Regions from separate parts of the Homo sapiens genome. Here region 1 is linked to region 2. A link is a loop called in an ENCODE intact Hi-C map of the cell type or tissue named here. Cell type or tissue: heart left ventricle. All regions are shown on one strand. Links, peaks and the distances in the headings refer to the core of each region. The heading gives the core; the rest is flanking DNA. Region 1 overlaps NBEA (neurobeachin). Region 2 overlaps DCLK1 (doublecortin like kinase 1).

Region 1 (8,343 bases), core at 201-8,200, 320 kb before region 2:
TCTAAAATTTGGGAATCTAAAATTTTTTACAGTATTTTTTCTAGAACTTCCCCCCTCCATGCACATACACAAATACCTCCATTTTTATAATGCCCAAAGCTTTCCTAGGATTCCAAAACAAAGTTACAACTTTATTATATTCTTCAGTAATTTGTTTTGAGATTAAAACATCTTATTATTTATTTCTATGGGGGAGAATGTTTTAGGGAAACTGACTGTACCATACTTAAAAATAATGAGTCTATGGCCAGGTGCGGTGGCTCAGACCTGTAATCCCAGCACTGTGGGAGGCCAAGGCGGGCGGATCACAAGGTCAGGAGTTCAAGACCAGCCTGGCCAACATGGTGAAACACCATCTCTACTAAAAATACAAAAATTAGCTGGGCATGGTGGTATGCACCTGTAATCCCAGCTCCTTGGGAGGCCGAGGCAGGAGAATCGCTTAAACCGGGAGGCGGAGCTTGCAGTGAGCCAGAGATCATGCCACTGCACTCCAGCCTGGGTGACAGAGCAAGACTCCATCTAAAAAAAATAAAAGAGTCCAAAGCAGTGACAGATATTTTAGATATGTTCAGTCACTCATGCTATGAATTATTTCCCTACAATGTATACCACTTTATAAAAATAATTGTAAAAATTTACTCCCTTATTATATTTTTGTCCTGATTTCTTTGGAATAATATTATTTTACATTGAACATAAAGAATTTCAGATTAGTTTTAGTTCTTCTAAATAATGTCAGGATTTTAAGTTTAATAATTCTACTAAGATTAGTCAATGTTTATTATCCCAAAATAACAATATTTTACATGTTCTAAAAGCAAACTGAGCATGTAGTTTCCAAGTAATTGAAGCTGAAGAAAATCCATATAGCTAATACAACTTTTAACAATATTAAACTAAGGTTAGGAAATATTCAAGTGATTCTAAAATACATTATAATTTTATGTACCCTAAATATAGTTTACCAATTGAAAGTCATCAAATACTTCTAACAATTCCAATTTTAATTAAACTCCAACTCTTTTTTTTCCATACGTAGTCTTTGCTGTGCTTTACATTGAAAGTTGTAAAGAAGCTTAGCATTACTTGGAAATTTAATAGCCATCGTTGCCTTTTAATCACTAGAATGCAGTGTACCCCCTCCTGAAAATGATTTACACCCCCCCCCCACTCCCCTCCCCTGAAAATGATTAATCCCTGCAATTGAGAAAAAGAAAAAGCAGCCTCTGACCTCTGGGAACTGGCCTGCCTATATCTAAGCCTCATTCTTTTTGAGAACTGTCCTGGAGCTCACAGCTAGGCCATGGCGTTCTCTTGTTGGACATAAACAACCTCACAGAGCACCAACTTCATACAGGGTTGTGTGATGATGATGTGAGACAAAAAACAACTTTATAATTTTGACTAAGCACAGACAAAAGCAAGATCACTGTGCATACCACAAAAATACCAGACATTCCCCTCTTTTGGCTAATATGAGTGACTGCTACATCTCTTCAATTAGAGCTTTAGCATACATACATTTAGTCTTCCTTCCCTCTAGATAAGATTGATTGAAATACTTAATCATTGAATTATTTCTGATGCCTGACAGAGCCCAATCCAGAGCAAAGCCCTGCTTTCCTGAACTCTTCCCAAAATCACTTAAGTAAAATCCAGATCCTACAATGAGTCTTTTAACACCCCTAAGTCACCCCATGGTACTTATTGTTGTCAGTTTCTCTCACTGCAATGAGTAATAAAACCCACTTGTTCAACTACAGATGTGTTCTTGGTGGTCTTTGGCAAGAAAGCATTGACACATCCAATAACTTAAAATTTGTGAATATTGGACTATTAGTTCTGTAAAAATATAAAAGAGTTTTGTGGCCGTGCACAGCGGCTCATGCCTGTAATCCCAGCATTTTGGGATGCCAAGCCAGGTGGATCAACTGAGGTTAGGAGTTCAAGACTAGTCTGGCCAACATGGTGAATCCCTGTCTCTACTAAAAATACAAAAATTAGCTGGGCACAGTGGTGCGTGCCTGTACTCCCAGCTACTCAGGAGGCTGAGGCAGGAGAATCGCTTGAGCTCGGGGGGCAGAAGTTGCAGTGAGCCAGAGATTGAGCCATTGCACTCCAGCCTGGGTGACAGAGCAAGACTCTATCTCAAAAAAAAAAAAAAAAAAAAAGAATTTTGTAAAGTTTTACCAAAATGTCAGCATATTATTAAGATTTCTGTGCTTGAAATTTTTATTTTCATCAAGATAATCTAAACCCACAAGTATTTAACATTCTACTTTTAAAATATATTTGATAAATTGTTTCTTTTTTAATATAAAATGTGTACTTTCTACTGTAGGTCCATGATGAGGTTTACCATCTCAATTGGTTAAAGATCTTACAGCTCTAAAGAGAAGTTATTATTTTAAAGATTCATTATGCTTGGGCGGTTTTTGTTCTAGTTCAGATTTTAAATTAGATAAATGGGAAGTAATACCCCTATACTTCTTTCAAAAATAGTAATGGATCAGTATTTTTTAAGCATTATATTGCCAGTTGTAAAAAGTAAATAACATTTATATTTTCCTTTTAATTACCACTTTAGATGGTGGAATTTTAAATTATTATATGCATCAATGCAATAGGAAGAGGTTTGTCTTATCCATTTGTTTAACATTTAATATCAATATTTCTATGTGTGCCGAGGACATTATAATTTATTCTTTTATTGCTATAGTAGTGATTGGGATGAATATATTTACAGTCATTCCTCAACTCACTACACCAAGCAAAGTTTAGGAGGTTAAATGTGTAGTTACTTAAGTTATCTTCTAGAACAGAATCAGCTAGATCACCATCTCACCATCATTCAGAGATGCTATTCTTTGTAAACTATTTTTATTTGGAAAGGGATCCGAGGTTTTCAAATAACCAAGTACTGTATGGAAGATGTGCTGGCTTGTGATTGTGCCTTATGTAAACATTTTAATATCGGATCCCTAAAATCCAAAGGCTCCCCCAAAGGGGATTAAAACATAATCCCCTCTCTCTATTCTGTAGTGGATTAACTCTGTATTCTCTCTGCGGCTGGTTTGCTCCCTGAAGACTACAACAAAAAGATTCAGTGCTCCTTAAACATGCTATGGAATTGGAAGTTGTAATTGGAGATTTCCAAAGGACGAGGGTAAAAATGACACACTATTAATGCTGAATATTTCATGATGGTCTTTCTTAAAGAAAGACCAGTTCGAAGCCCTTTTATAAATGCCCAGAAAATCTCCTCAACAGAAGGATATTGGAGTAAAATCCAAAGGAAGCCGTCCCCTTTCAGAAACACAGAGAAGTAGAGAAGATATGCTCCCCACGGAAAGTTCACGGATGTGTACTTAAAATTTGTAATGTATTTCAATAAATCAATGGGTATGGTTTTGATGTTTCACGATCTTTTTTTTTTCATGTTCTCAATTTGGATACGTTAAATTACTTTTTAAGAGAAAGAAGTAATTCACCATTTTTAGTGTTTTTGACCATTATTTGTCTCCAAATGCCAGAAACCTCTGTTAAACTATAAATCTTGATAGTCCTCTGTCTTTAGAATGGAGACTTTTTTGAGGTTTTTAGCAATGCCCAACAATGTACAACTTTGTTTCCAGTGTGAACCAAATCACCTTTCTCACCTTGCCCCAAGCAAGAGTAAACCGCATAGATTTCTTCAGAGAGAAGATAGGAAAAGTGGCATCCAAGGGAGCGTCCTGGTTGCTTAAGGGTTAAGGGAGCGGTTCGAACCGGCCCGAGCGTTGGGGGATTCGGAGGAGGGCGCGGGAGGCAGGAGGCGCCGCCAAGCGCGCGCACAGACCCTCCAATAAACACAAAGGAGGGCCTGGGGAATAGAAACCCAAATCCACTTGTAATCGTACAAGAGATTCGGGCGTAATTACTTGAGCAATCTAGATTAAGATTGATGATCCTTTAAAGTGGTGCTTCAGATCGACTGCCTCTCCCTTTCCAAAGAAAAACCTTGTGCAACCGAGGTGGACCCCGACTCGGCTGGGCAGAGGCCGAGGCCCAGAGTCCGCGAGCCCCGGGGGCTCATCGGGGGATCGAGAGCAGTGAAATGAAAGACAGGGCTGTGCGTGGGTCTGGCCCGGGCAGTCCCGACAGGGCTGAAAGCTGACACTGTCACAGTTTGCTCCTTAGCCACCCCCTTGTAATCGCGACAGAAGCCAGCCCAGCCCTCTGTGTTCCCGCAGCCTCGGGAACGGCCCGGCATTGTGCAGGACGGTCGCAGATTGGGTGTGTGCTGCGCCAGGGAAAGCCAACTTGGCCGCCTCTCCCGAGCCCGGCCCGGCGGGGGCCGAGGGCGGTGTCGGCGCGAGGGCTCTCCGCCCGGAGGGCCGAGGCCTAGCGGCCGCGGGGAACCTAACTTTTTATTGCCTTTCTCCGACTGTTATTGTGACGCATCTGACTGTATGCATTTGAGAGAAGTGGAAGGGATTATGATGCGCCCTTGCTACCTACAAATGAATAGTTACATCCGATCCCCACGTTATGTATAACGTTATATCGTGTTTCGAATCCAGGATTGCGAAGAATGGCTCCCTTTGGGGAGACTTTACAGAAAACATTTAGGTAATATCCCATTTGAATTCATATTCCATACGCGTAATTCGTGATTTTCAACCTTAACAGATTGAGGGAATTCGAAGCAAGCACCCTGGCAGGCACTTCTAGTGAAGCTGTTTCTGTAGTTTCAAAAGTTGAGAAGTAGCACTTTCGCACGGTTTTTTGAGAACCGTTTTGTTCAAGCGTCTTACATTTTCATCACTTTTGATATATTCTCTGTAAGAAAATGACTAAGATTTTCGTTCTTTTCTACGTAAGAACTTTATGTAATGTCCGTATGCACGCGTATGTATGTGTGTGTAGCGCGCCTTAGGAGACCGATATTAGATTAATCTTCCTGCAAGAGGCAAACCGCTCTGAACAGCGGAATTTATCATTTAGATCCTTGCCCCCTTCTCGTCCTCTCGCCTCTCCTTGGGGAGCGCCGCTGCTGAGTGGAACGGCTTCGCGCGATGGCTGGTCTTGGGGGCAGTGCTGACTGCCTAGGGTCTCTGGAAAAGCCAGTGATACTCAATGGAGAATTGGGGCATTTGTCCGTTCTGCACTTTTAAGTAAGTTAATGGCAGCCCCTTACCAACCATGTAGGATTTCTAGGTGGAAATTGAGCGTTATTCGGTATCCTGACCTCCTGGGTTTTCATACCATTTTTTCTCTCTAGTCTCGTTATAAGGTAATGTATAAAAGCTAAGTAGTCCTTATCTTACGTGAAAAAAGAGTTTGCCGCATAATACAGGCACCATTTTTTCTAGTGCATCCTTACCAATAAAAACCTCTGGTACCTTTCTGGGAGGGAGCAGGAAGGGCCACAGGGGCTCAGCCTGACTCCCCTTGTCCTTGCCTTGCAGGCCCAGTGGTTCTCAGCACCCCTGCCCAGCTCATCGCTCCCGTGGTGGTGGCCAAGGGGACTCTCTCCATCACCACGACAGAAATCTACTTCGAGGTAGATGAGGATGATTCTGCCTTCAAGAAGATCGACACGAAAGTGAGTTAAAGCGATTCCATGTACAGTATTGGTGGCTTTGTGGCAGGAAGTGGTTTTCAATTTTGTTTGGTTTTACCTGACAGTGGAGGAGGGGAGCACATTCTCCTCTTTCTCATAGAAAATAAAATGAATGAAATAGCATGTTCTCTTTATGGAATTGAAGAATATATTAATGAATTTAAATCCTGTATTACCAGAGCATGCACATTTTAACAGTCTTTCTATGAGTGCCTTTGTTTGCATTTGGGCAGATTTGGTAGTTAAGCCAATTGCTTCCAAGTCCCTGGGGCCCAGAATCTCAGGCTCTGAGGCTGACTTTGAAAGGTCTTGAGAAATTTCTTATTAAGATCACTTTTAATTTTCAAAACTTTATATTGTAATGTGATTATTGAAAAGTTATAAGGAAACTGGGGGGAGAGCATTTAGATATAAATTAATCTCCATTAGTACACCCATTTTGTCCATCTCCTGAAATAAGAATGGGTTTTATATGTGGATTTAAGAGAAAAGCAACTGATTCTCTGAGCTTTGATTTTAAATATATATGCTAGCACTCAGATGTTTAAATATTGTATTCTTTGGATATAATGCCAGAAAATACAAATTTGGACCATTTAAATGCATATTTATTAAATGTTATTGTGTAGATTTTAAACACCAGAGTATTAGAGTAGCTCTTTCTCAGCATTTTCTGAGATCTGTTCTAATGTTTTAACTTTCATGTTACTGTGCAATTTGCAAACTTCTATTCTGGGGTTAAGAATTCAACAGCATGAAGTGTCATGCTAGAAATTCTAGCATCATTTTGCAAAGATCTTCCTTTATTTTCAGAGGCAGTTATTCTAAAATAGTCAAAGACAAATGCTCCCACAGATCCAGAACTTTATTGTTTTTAATTTAGATATTGAAATAAAATGTTATAAAATAGTATTTGTAGACTAGAGCTGAAATCCAAAAATTTACCATCACCTGAATTAACTAACTTAAGGCCCATAGGTGATCAGCCTTTTCAGCACTTGTTGACTACTAAACTCTTCCAAAGGAGAGCCATGGGACTTCTTTTACTTCTAGCTGCAAATGTAGTTTTTAAAATGAGCTTGAATGCACTGTATTTTATTTTAAAATAACTTAAATTTTGTGTTCATCCTTTTATTAGCTTGCCCTATGAAGTCAAAAAGAAATGTTGAATTTCTAATGAATTTATTCTGCTAATGGAACCCTTATTACATAAAATAAGGTTTGACATAAAATATATTGGTCAGAAAGGATCGTTTTATTAGTTTTCATACATAATTTTCGAAGTTTCATTATGACTTTGTTAAGTTCATTTCCTCTGAATTAGTCAGATTTTTAACTCAGTCATCTCTACTGTCATGATAGACTTTTTTTCTTATATTATCAAAAATGCTACAAGAAGAGCAAGCTTTCAAAGGTAGATTTAAATTGTTTCTGTTGTAGAAAGGAATTGTCTTACAAGTAAGTTAGAGACTGAGAGTAGATTGTTATCTTATGGACCTATACAGAAAGAGCTTTTCTCCAATGTTTTATTTTTAAGGATTTCATTAGCATATTTCTCAAAATATTTAAGATATTCAAGTGGGTTTGATTTTCAAAATGCATCATTACATCTTGTGATAGGAAACAATTTAAAGTGAGACACAACAACTTTTATTTTACTTCATTTATTACCATCTAATTAAATAAAAACCAGCAACAAATTAAAATCTAAATCACAAAAGTAATTATCCAGTGTATTTCAAGTGCATTTTTCAAATATATAATTCAGATATTCAAGCGTTATTATATAAGCTGAATTCAAATTTCTTTGAATATATTTAAATAACATTTCAAGTATATTTATGGAATGTTAGAAATAGAACAAGCAATATTTGAAACAAAATGTAAACTTTTTAAAGTTCAGACACTTTCAAAGACAGATAAAAGTACCAGGAAGAAATCTACCTTTAAATGATATCTTTGTTAGTGGAAAATGTCTGGAAGTATCCAGAATGGCAATTTAAGTTCTGTTCACCAAATCACAAAACACCAACATCCACACTTTCAAAGACAATGTGAGATCACAATATTTGTTACAAATCAAAATATACATTACAGTTTCTTTCAGATGGCATATCCAAATCGTGTTTACTCACAGACAGATGCACCTAAATCACCAGGATTGCTATAATCCTTTGATAGTTAGGCAGAGTGTTCGTCTCGGTCTGGCGTTACAGCTGGGCTGTTTACGGAGTGTTACGGTGTACTTTTCAAGGGAGATAGGAAATCGTGTGGAAAGAAGTCTTCTAATACTAGTGGCTTTGGGTTTTTCTCCATCCGCTTCCCCTACTTTTTCTCCCCTTGTGGGGGTGGGTGAGATGATGTTTAAATATTGTATTATTATTCCTTTTTAAAGGAAGAGATTGTTTGCACTGCGGAGTGGAATATTAGGAATTGAACAGAAGTTTACACTTAATAAGGACTTTGAGAAGGGTAATAATTTCGGCTCTTGATTAAATCATCCTCTAAAGTTTTTCCAAACTTTTCGGGTTGGTCAGGATCTCTCTTGCCAGTCGCCACGTTTGTTTGGCAGCGTTTTCCAGAGCTGAGTGAGGTTTGCCTTGAAACAGATCTAAGTTCGGTAGAAAGTAGTGGGGACACCGCCGGCACTGCAGGCAGGAGATAAGTTGCAGCAAAATCCCGTTCAGCCGATCACCCAGGCAAGACTCGTCCCAGTCCGACTCTCGGGGATGCTT
Region 2 (8,343 bases), core at 48-8,047:
AGGAGCAAAGTCTCCTGGATGCGTGGGTCAAGTGAAGGATGCTGCTCCCTTGGAAGCAGCTCTCTGGTATGAGGCTGGAGAATGGAGAGAAAGGGGAAAACAAATCCCCACTATTTGTCTACAATCACCAAAAAGCCAGTTAAGAGAGACAGACCAATTCTGGGCACCCTGAGGAGATGGTTTTCCCAGCCTGTGCCCTCATGTGATCTGCTTTACAAAAAGCAAGCGCGACTCCCAAGTGTTCGGCTTACAGCAGTAAAAACAGCCATGAGCGCTTTAAACACAACAATTGGGAGCAGGGATGCTCGCCTGTAATGATTGTTTGTGTTAGAAAGTTGGCTGCCACCATGGTTAGACAAATGCTCCCACTTCTGCGGAGATAAAAGGCAAGCACTCGCAATCAGTAAGGAGAGCGTGTACGTTCTGGGGCTAAATGGCATTATAAAACTTCCTAATTAAGCATATATGCCGATGAGTTTTTAGCATCATTTCTCCAATTTAGCTTTACATACTGGGTGCACTGTTCAGTACAGCACTAACTATAAACATTGTTGTTACTGCCCCAGCTGGAAAACAGAGCACTTTATGTGCGCAAGAAAAAAGAGATTATCTCCCATCTGCTCCTGCCCATTATTCAGGGATGTGTCATTTTGTCTGCTGATGGGAACCATCACTAGGATTTTAGTTAAATGGCCTTTTTATAGTTGGCTACGTTTATTAATTATTGTGTTTACTTGGGGTTTAGTTCCCATCCTTAATCCTACAAATTTAGTAATTTAATTTTCCAGAGGTTTTTGAAATTAGATGACTTTATATGTGTAATTTTTATAACACAAATATGCACAACTATAATTAGATATACTTGATGCCTATTTTTAATTGTATATTAACTTTACACATATATATCTGGTTAATATTCCTGACATTAGGAGACATATAATTTAAAAAGGATGGAGCATGGTGTGATTCGATTTCTATAGAGTACAAAACCAGCCAAAGCTAATTAATGTGGCTGGACTCTAGGGTCAGTGTTTACCCTCGAGGTGAAGTGACCCCTCCTGGAAGGGAGCCCCTGGGGTGCTAGGAATGTTCTGTGCCTGATCTGGGTGCTGCCTACAGGGGCATGTTCAGTTTGTGAAAATTTATAGAGATGTGCATTCCTGATAGGTGCACTCTTCTGGAAGTATATATTCTTTCAGGTAAAAGTAAAAGATGGATGAATCCTCTTCTGTGTTACAAAGTCAAAAAAGAAGGGTCTGCACAAAGGCAGATTATGATTAACTCACCCTTCTCCCTCCAAAATAAGGTCAAAAATTAAGTTCTTTCTACATCCATAAGGCCAATTATGTAGGTAAATTAAATAAATGAATGTGCAACTCCTACATGCATTATAAATGGAGAAGACACAAATAGCCTTCTATGTCAAAATGACCTTAGAAAATTTTATTGAGCTTTGGGTGTTTTCTTGCTTTAAACAGATTTGGAAATGATCATGATTTTAGTATATCTGAATCATTTGTCAAGGTATGCCCCTTTCTGCTTTCCTATGTACTATGTTTTGAGTGTCTGATTATAGAAAAATAACCAGGAGTAACAATTGGGGCTAAAATCATATATATATATTATATATATATATACACACACATACACATTATGTATAACATATATACTTTATATGTGCATATATACACACATACATATATATTTTAATTTTTTGGTAAAACTTTGCAGTCTAACCATGAAACAACATCAGGCAGCTACTGTCTTACTACAGATAGGCTCCACAGTTTGGAAAAAACAAATGCCAAAACCAGTGGAATTTTTTTTTTTTCAAATACTAAGATGTGGAGTGTTACCTGGAGATCACTTCAGAAACATTAAGATGGCGAAAACAGCCTCCCTAGAATTTCTCAGAGTTCATTTCTCAAACCATCAAAAACCATCCTGCTTGTGGATAACTTAAAGAGACACAAACAATGCCCCTTGAAGGAAATGCCAGGGCAGTTGACTGGAATAGAAAACGATTGGATAGAATTCTTAACCCAGTTTTAAAAAAATCGATACCTCCCATAATCCCTTTTGCTTGAGCAGATAAGCCAGCTAAATAATCTGACAGTTACAAGATATTGAAAAATAAATTCATGCAATAGCTAATACATAGAGGGATTTCCAGGGGGAAGAGGGAACAATAAAACAAAAACAAAACAAAAAGGTGGAGAATTTGAAAACACAAGCTTACCAACACACACAATGCATTCTATAGCCCATTGTACTTTGAGGCGCTTCTACTACTAAGGTGTAAATGCATTGTTATCCATCTAATCAGGTCAAGGTTGGGCTTGATGACTTTAAAATGACAGTATATACTTCTATAGAACACACACTAGCGTGCTATTGTTCTTCCATTTGTTAAGGGACAGAAGAGCACTGGAAATCATTGTTTTAATTAGCAACGTCAGGAAAATGCTTTGGCATTAGCACTAAATATACTGTCCTTTTAACCATAAGGAAAATTGATACTGAGCATGTGCAATGGAAAGAAAGCTGGCAAATGTCAGTGTGAATAATGGGTGAAAAAAAGGAATGAGGGGGTGTGGCATCTCAATCAAGATTAAAATGAAACTGATAAAGCAGCATATGGACTGGATAACAAATCAAAAGCATGTTTATCCACCGAAGGAACTGGTTAATGGAGACTGCCAGCACGTTGCCATGGAAACACTGACTGTTGAGCTGCACCATCTCATACCTTATCCAATACATTCCTGGTTGCTGGTAGTAGTCCAAAGACCCTGATCTCTTGATGGTAAACCCGTGGTCCAGCTGAGCAGAGAGAAATGGGGCAACTCAGTGGATCAGCATTGTGCTAAAGAATTAAGACTCCAGACCAAGCTGTTCTTCATTGATTCTATATGTATATATAGTTACGATGCCTCTTCTGCAGGGTAACTAGCTAATATCCTAAGTCTGCATACTGACAACAAAAAGGCAGGAAGTGACACCTCATGACTATTTTGGAGGCCAATTTGCTCAAATAGATCTAGTTCTTCAAACAAGTTTTTGAATGACCATTTTAATCATGTCCTCTCAATTTCAAAAGATATAAACACCTCTTCATATGCCATAGAATAGAAAATGCTTCACAATTCAATAAAGTACTGAAATGAGCATTAGCCACTTAAGAGAAAGCAGATTGGACCCCATAGAGTATTACCGCATAAGGCTTAAATTTGAGGGCTTCATAACTATGAAATGAAAGAGGAAAAGAATCAGGTTTTGAAACCTCATCAATTACAGCATTTAAATTTCTGAGTTAATCTTCAAAAGCAGAGCTACTCTTAAAGGTGAATCTTTTCTTTTCTTTTCCTTTTTATAAAAGGTATATGATCTAATTAAAGGTGAATCTTAATTACATTTCTAAACTAAGAAGATAGAGTATAAAACAGTCAATAAATTTTCTCTATGAAAATATGGAAAGTGAAATAAAACAAAAAATAGTTTTCTTTGTATAATAAAAATGCATATGAACAGTTAAGTGCTTTTGATTAACACAAAGTACAATAAATAGAAGACAGGAGAAGTTCTCAAAGTTGTTCATCCTGGAATAAGATGTTAGCTTTTGGGTACCTGGGGATAAAAGATTCAATCCCCCAAACCTGAAGGACACTAATCATGCTGTGTACCCGCTTCCCCATTCTGCCCACGAGAGGATGCGACTTGGACACCTTTCTTCAGAGGGGCTCATGTGTTCTTTCAAGTGCGTTACTGGTATGATGCTGATGACAGTTTCTGCTTCTAAATTCACAAAGGCATTTCAAAAACATGCCAGGGCACCAGGCATTTAAACTAAAAACTGCTTGGAGGATTTTGTGCTCTGATTATAAACTAGGCTATCCAAGTGTGCATAAAATGCAATGTGAAGTTTTAATCTTTTTAAAAATGTGTGTTTCATTTTATTGAGAAAAAAATCAAAGTATACTGGCTCTCAGGAAGATGAAGGTGTATGCTTGGCCACAAAGACAGCTACTTAGTAATTAGCTTTCTATTGCCATCTACAGGCAAAGTGTCATATAACAGGTCTCATTTTAGAACTAAGCTTCCCAGTGTCACAATTATATGCATGCTGATTAGTATGGATTTGTTCAATTAGACTGAAACGCTCTATTTGCATGAGCAAAATGCAAAAGAAGAACTTTAAAGCATTAGGAAAATTATTGGTTAAAATAATAAACAGTGTTAAATGAGGAAAAATAAATTGGAACTGACATCTTAGTCATCGGTTCTTCATCAAGCTGAGCAAATCTAATAATGCCTCTCTCTCTTCCCTCAGCTCTCAAAAAGTTCACCGTTAAAATGTCATCTCTAATTCATTTCATGTCTATAAATTGCATTTTAATAACCTTTTGTTTCCCTTTCTCTCTCTCTTTTTTTTTTCAAATCCCCCAACTACTGAGAAAGGCAGCAGAGGGACAATGGCGTCTCTCTGAGAGGCACAGAATGCTGCAATTCTAAGGAATGCAATGCCTTCCACCTAATCCCATGGCTTGACCTAATGTCAGAGCACCTTTCCTCCTTCAGGAGGGTGTGTGATCCCTGTGAACCTCCAGCTGGTAATTACTGTCCTAGCCAACTCGAGGCCCTCTTGCGACCTTAATATAAAGTTGTCATTTGTCCTTTCTTTGGTCCTAATAATGTACAGACTGTGAAGCAGAAGAAAAAAATGACAACATGAACAAAAAACACTACAATTCAGAACATGAGTACATGTTAAACTACTCTCATATCATAAATTACACCTGTGAGAGAGGCTGCCGGTTATGACAGTATGCTTTTTTCTTTTGTCATTCTAAGAAAGAAAGAGTGTCACAGATTCTCTGATGAGCATTGGTGATCTCCAGCAGGTAGTTAGGTTTCTAACTAAGGAATGAGAAGTACTAGTTAAAAATTAATTATTTAATTGTTGATTCCCCAACTGCCACCAAACCACAAACTAACACTATGTCCTAAATAATAATTTTTAAAACATTCTAAAGGGTGTATGTAATTCTAAAAAATTAGTCCCATGGTAAAGGCGGTTTAAAATACATTATTTTATAGCCTCTGGGGAGAGCGTATATACCTAGGAAAATTCTGTTTGAATGAAATTTATGCTGAAACCAGTTTTTGTAAATCTATCAAAGAGAAGTCATCACTGTATTATATCAATTCCTGAACTTTTAATGATGTGAGCAAATTAATCATTATATTAAATTATTAAATTATCAAATAGTCTTTATAGAATATACCATTTATAAAAAATTTTTCTTCTACCTCCCACTTATTTTGCTTCATAGCAGAATAATCTTTCTTGGCAGTCATACTTTGGAATATTATTTAATGCCAGGGTTTCTTTTTCTTGTGATAGTCCCCTGATAGTCAGCCTTTGCATTTTAAGAATGAAAAAATGGTTATGCAATATAATTGGATGTATCCAGTGCTATTCTGAAAGTATCACAATGAAGGTGGCCAAAATAGCCAGTTTCTAATTCCCAGCCCCACCCTTTGGTTACTGACCTCAGCCAGGTTCTTCTAGAAGGTAGAGATATTTATGAGGGAAAAGCATTCTGGAGAAGGTGCCTCATGTACATAGTATGGTAGACCAGTTTCTCTTAAAACAATCTCTGAAATCTACATTGATATTCTCTTTTATGCTTGAAATATTAATGCTGATAGTTAACATATGAATTGTGCTATAGATCTGACAGGCATTTTTTAAGATACAGTTTTCTGAAACCAGCCAATTATTTTGAATCTGAATTAAGTTGATAATTATTAAAAAAAAAAAAACCTCTGCAGCAGTAAAGATTAAACAAGCATGCAACCAATGCATAACTCAGCATTACACAGCCCACTTTACAATTTGTAAGTATATTACCAGTTTGTGCAGTTTCCATGGAAACCGTGTTAGTGATGAATTGAGAAACTTGCATTCAAAATTGCATTCAAAGTGGTCCAATCATGACATTTAGGAAAAAAAAAAGTGGATCTTTGATCTTCAAATACTAATGAGTGTTTTAAGATCCAGCTAGATGAGGTTTTAATGAATTCATATGGATAACGCTTCAGAATTTATCCAACTTTGATTAAAATAGGATTTCCCCTCAAATATGTGGTGTTTGTCAATTGGAAAATTGCCCTGACGTTCCTGCCCTTAGTCATTGTAAGACTCCTAGAATACTGTGAACAAACAAATATTGAGCAACCAAGGCAAACTTAACCAAAGACTGATTAAAATAAAAGACCAGGAAAAAAAAAGAAAACAAAAGCAAAATGACAGAGGTGGAAAGGCACTCTCTCTAGCAGCTGTAAGCCCTTAGCAGGAGAAAAACAGTCCCTTTCATGGACAAGCATGCTGGCAGTCCATTCCAAAAGAAAACTGTGGAATCAAATGTTTGGAATAGACATATATCTTGAACGAACAATGGAAACAGAGTATAGAATGTCTGGTTTAGTAGAGAATCACTATGATATTGTTGCTTTCAAAACTTACTGACTGAATATCAGCTCAGAACAAAGAACACTGACCATCTATGGAAGATGTAAAGGTTAATTTACTTCTACATTGAATTTTCTCAGAAAGAATTAAAGATAGAGGGCAAGAACAACTTGAAATTTTAAAACTTCAGCGGCACTGAGGAACATCTGGAAGAGTAGGCATTCCCTTTCACTTTACACATGTGCCAGTTGCTCACACGCATGTAAATCACTATTGAAAGGGTTCAATCGAGAAACACGAAATGCAAACAGTACGAGGGTGTGTATGCATGCATTCGTACCATTTGCAAATTCTGGAACCTCATATCAAATACTCAGTAACCCAGATCTGGGATTGGTGGCATCAAACAGATCACTTGTTTATCTTCAGTTTTTTTTTAGAGCTCTCGCGCAACCAAAAAAGAAAAAAAGGAAAGAAACTAAAAACACCCAGAGAAGTGGTTAAATATTCAGTACTGCTCATGAGTGAGAGGTGCTGTTTAATAGCATAAATACTTTTGAAAAAGTCCACATCATAGTGTCTTAAATTCTTTGTTTGGAGAAGAAAAACAGCTCAAGTGATTTTCAGATTGAATATGCTATTAAAATTTACACACTCTGAAAAAAAGAGGAATTTATTAAAAACTCAAGTAATTGGAACTTGAATATATTTACTCCAGAATATGACACCAGGAAGTATGAGGTTTCATTATTCCTCGGCCCAATTTAATCTTTGCCTAGAGCTGCGATCAAATTGCATGTAGTGTATGTCTGCATGTATAGAACAGAAAAGAAAGGCCTTGTGCAGACGCATCAATAAAATAGTAAATGTTAAAAGACTTTCAACTTTAAGAACAGAAATTTCTAAGGAGCAAGACATCGTGACTTCGTTGGGTGTTCACAGTAATTCAATTTCACTGAAAATCTCACTGCGTAGCTTTCTGCTATGCTTTGACTTTAATTTAGGTCTAGTATCAAGATCTATAGTGTTCCAAGCTCTCCCTGCAATGTCGTCTCTCTCAGCTTGCCTTTCCTTTCTAGGTCCTAGCAAAAGGACACTATGAACTCTTTTTCTTAGAGCCAAGAAGTTTGCATTGGCACAGAGTCCAGCATGGGGGAGGTTTTCGGTTTTAAATAAATAAATCATAAAATTAATATATACTGCAAGACACCCTGGAGGTGTTGGATAATGATGTGATGCCCAGGGAAATGATCTGCAGAAACACATAATATATATAAGTCCCATACCTCCTCTAGTGCATTAAGTGGCTGAGCTGTCTAAAGAAATGACCCATTCTGCTGTCTCTGACTGGAGAATCTCCTGAGTAATGCCTGTCTCTTAGGTGGGTTGCTTTAAAAAAAGTTATAGGTGGATATTTCAGATGCTTACTGCTATGACAGAAACTCCAGCTGCTGTGCTATTCGGCTTGGGGCCTGTGTTGAAATGCTTCTTTATCTTTCCAGCTACTGACAGCTGATGTTCATTTTCTGGGAGGCCATCATCCTGGAGAAAAAGAAATAAAGAGAAGAGAAAAAGAAAGAAAATGAGATAAATGAAAAATGAAGGCTAAATCTTCTAGTCACAGGCAGTGATCTTAGAATTCATAAGATGTCAGAAATAAACCAACCAATGTCTACTCATTAAACACTATTGTTGGAAGTACTGCTCCAAGGTCTCATTCATTTCCACATCTGCTCTAAAATTAATTTGCTTTGTGTCATCTGACCCTCAGAGATTTGTCTCTAAATTAAAAAAAAAAATTTCTGTTTTTGGTTTCTAATAAAATCTATTCCAACCACGGCTCTAGGAACATGTCAAAAAGCAAGTTA

Evidence for each region. Peaks named below come from ENCODE experiments on the same cell type or tissue, not always from the same donor. Only the 100,000 strongest peaks of a DNase experiment are listed, where the experiment ranks them.
Region 1: a loop joins it to region 2, with 1.9 times the contacts of the local background. A loop is called at or near these places in 2 of 110 quality-filtered maps.

The regions. Positions count from the first base shown.
Region 1 is chr13:35,466,947-35,475,289 of GRCh38, forward strand. NBEA (neurobeachin) reads left to right here. Exons shown (of 59, transcript NM_001385012.1): 41 at 5,454-5,590. MAB21L1 (mab-21 like 1) reads right to left here. Exons shown (of 1, transcript NM_005584.5): 1 at 6,843-8,343. The coding sequence ends at 8,113. Among named protein-coding and RNA genes, the nearest start is that of MAB21L1, 5.6 kb to the right of the region's middle. RefSeq lists an enhancer at 8,319-8,343. In heart left ventricle, for the core only: no CTCF peak of the experiment used is centred there; a DNase peak (open chromatin) is centred at 4,285; H3K4me3 peaks cover 4,497 bases; H3K27ac peaks cover 1,424 bases.
Region 2 is chr13:35,785,463-35,793,805 of GRCh38, forward strand. DCLK1 (doublecortin like kinase 1) reads right to left here. Exons shown (of 17, transcript NM_001330071.2): 16 at 7,904-8,017. Among named protein-coding and RNA genes, the nearest start is that of LINC00445, 92 kb to the left of the region's middle. RefSeq lists an enhancer at 4,263-4,764. In heart left ventricle, for the core only: a CTCF peak has its summit at 4,057 (motif pointing left); no DNase peak of the experiment used is centred there; H3K27ac peaks cover 109 bases.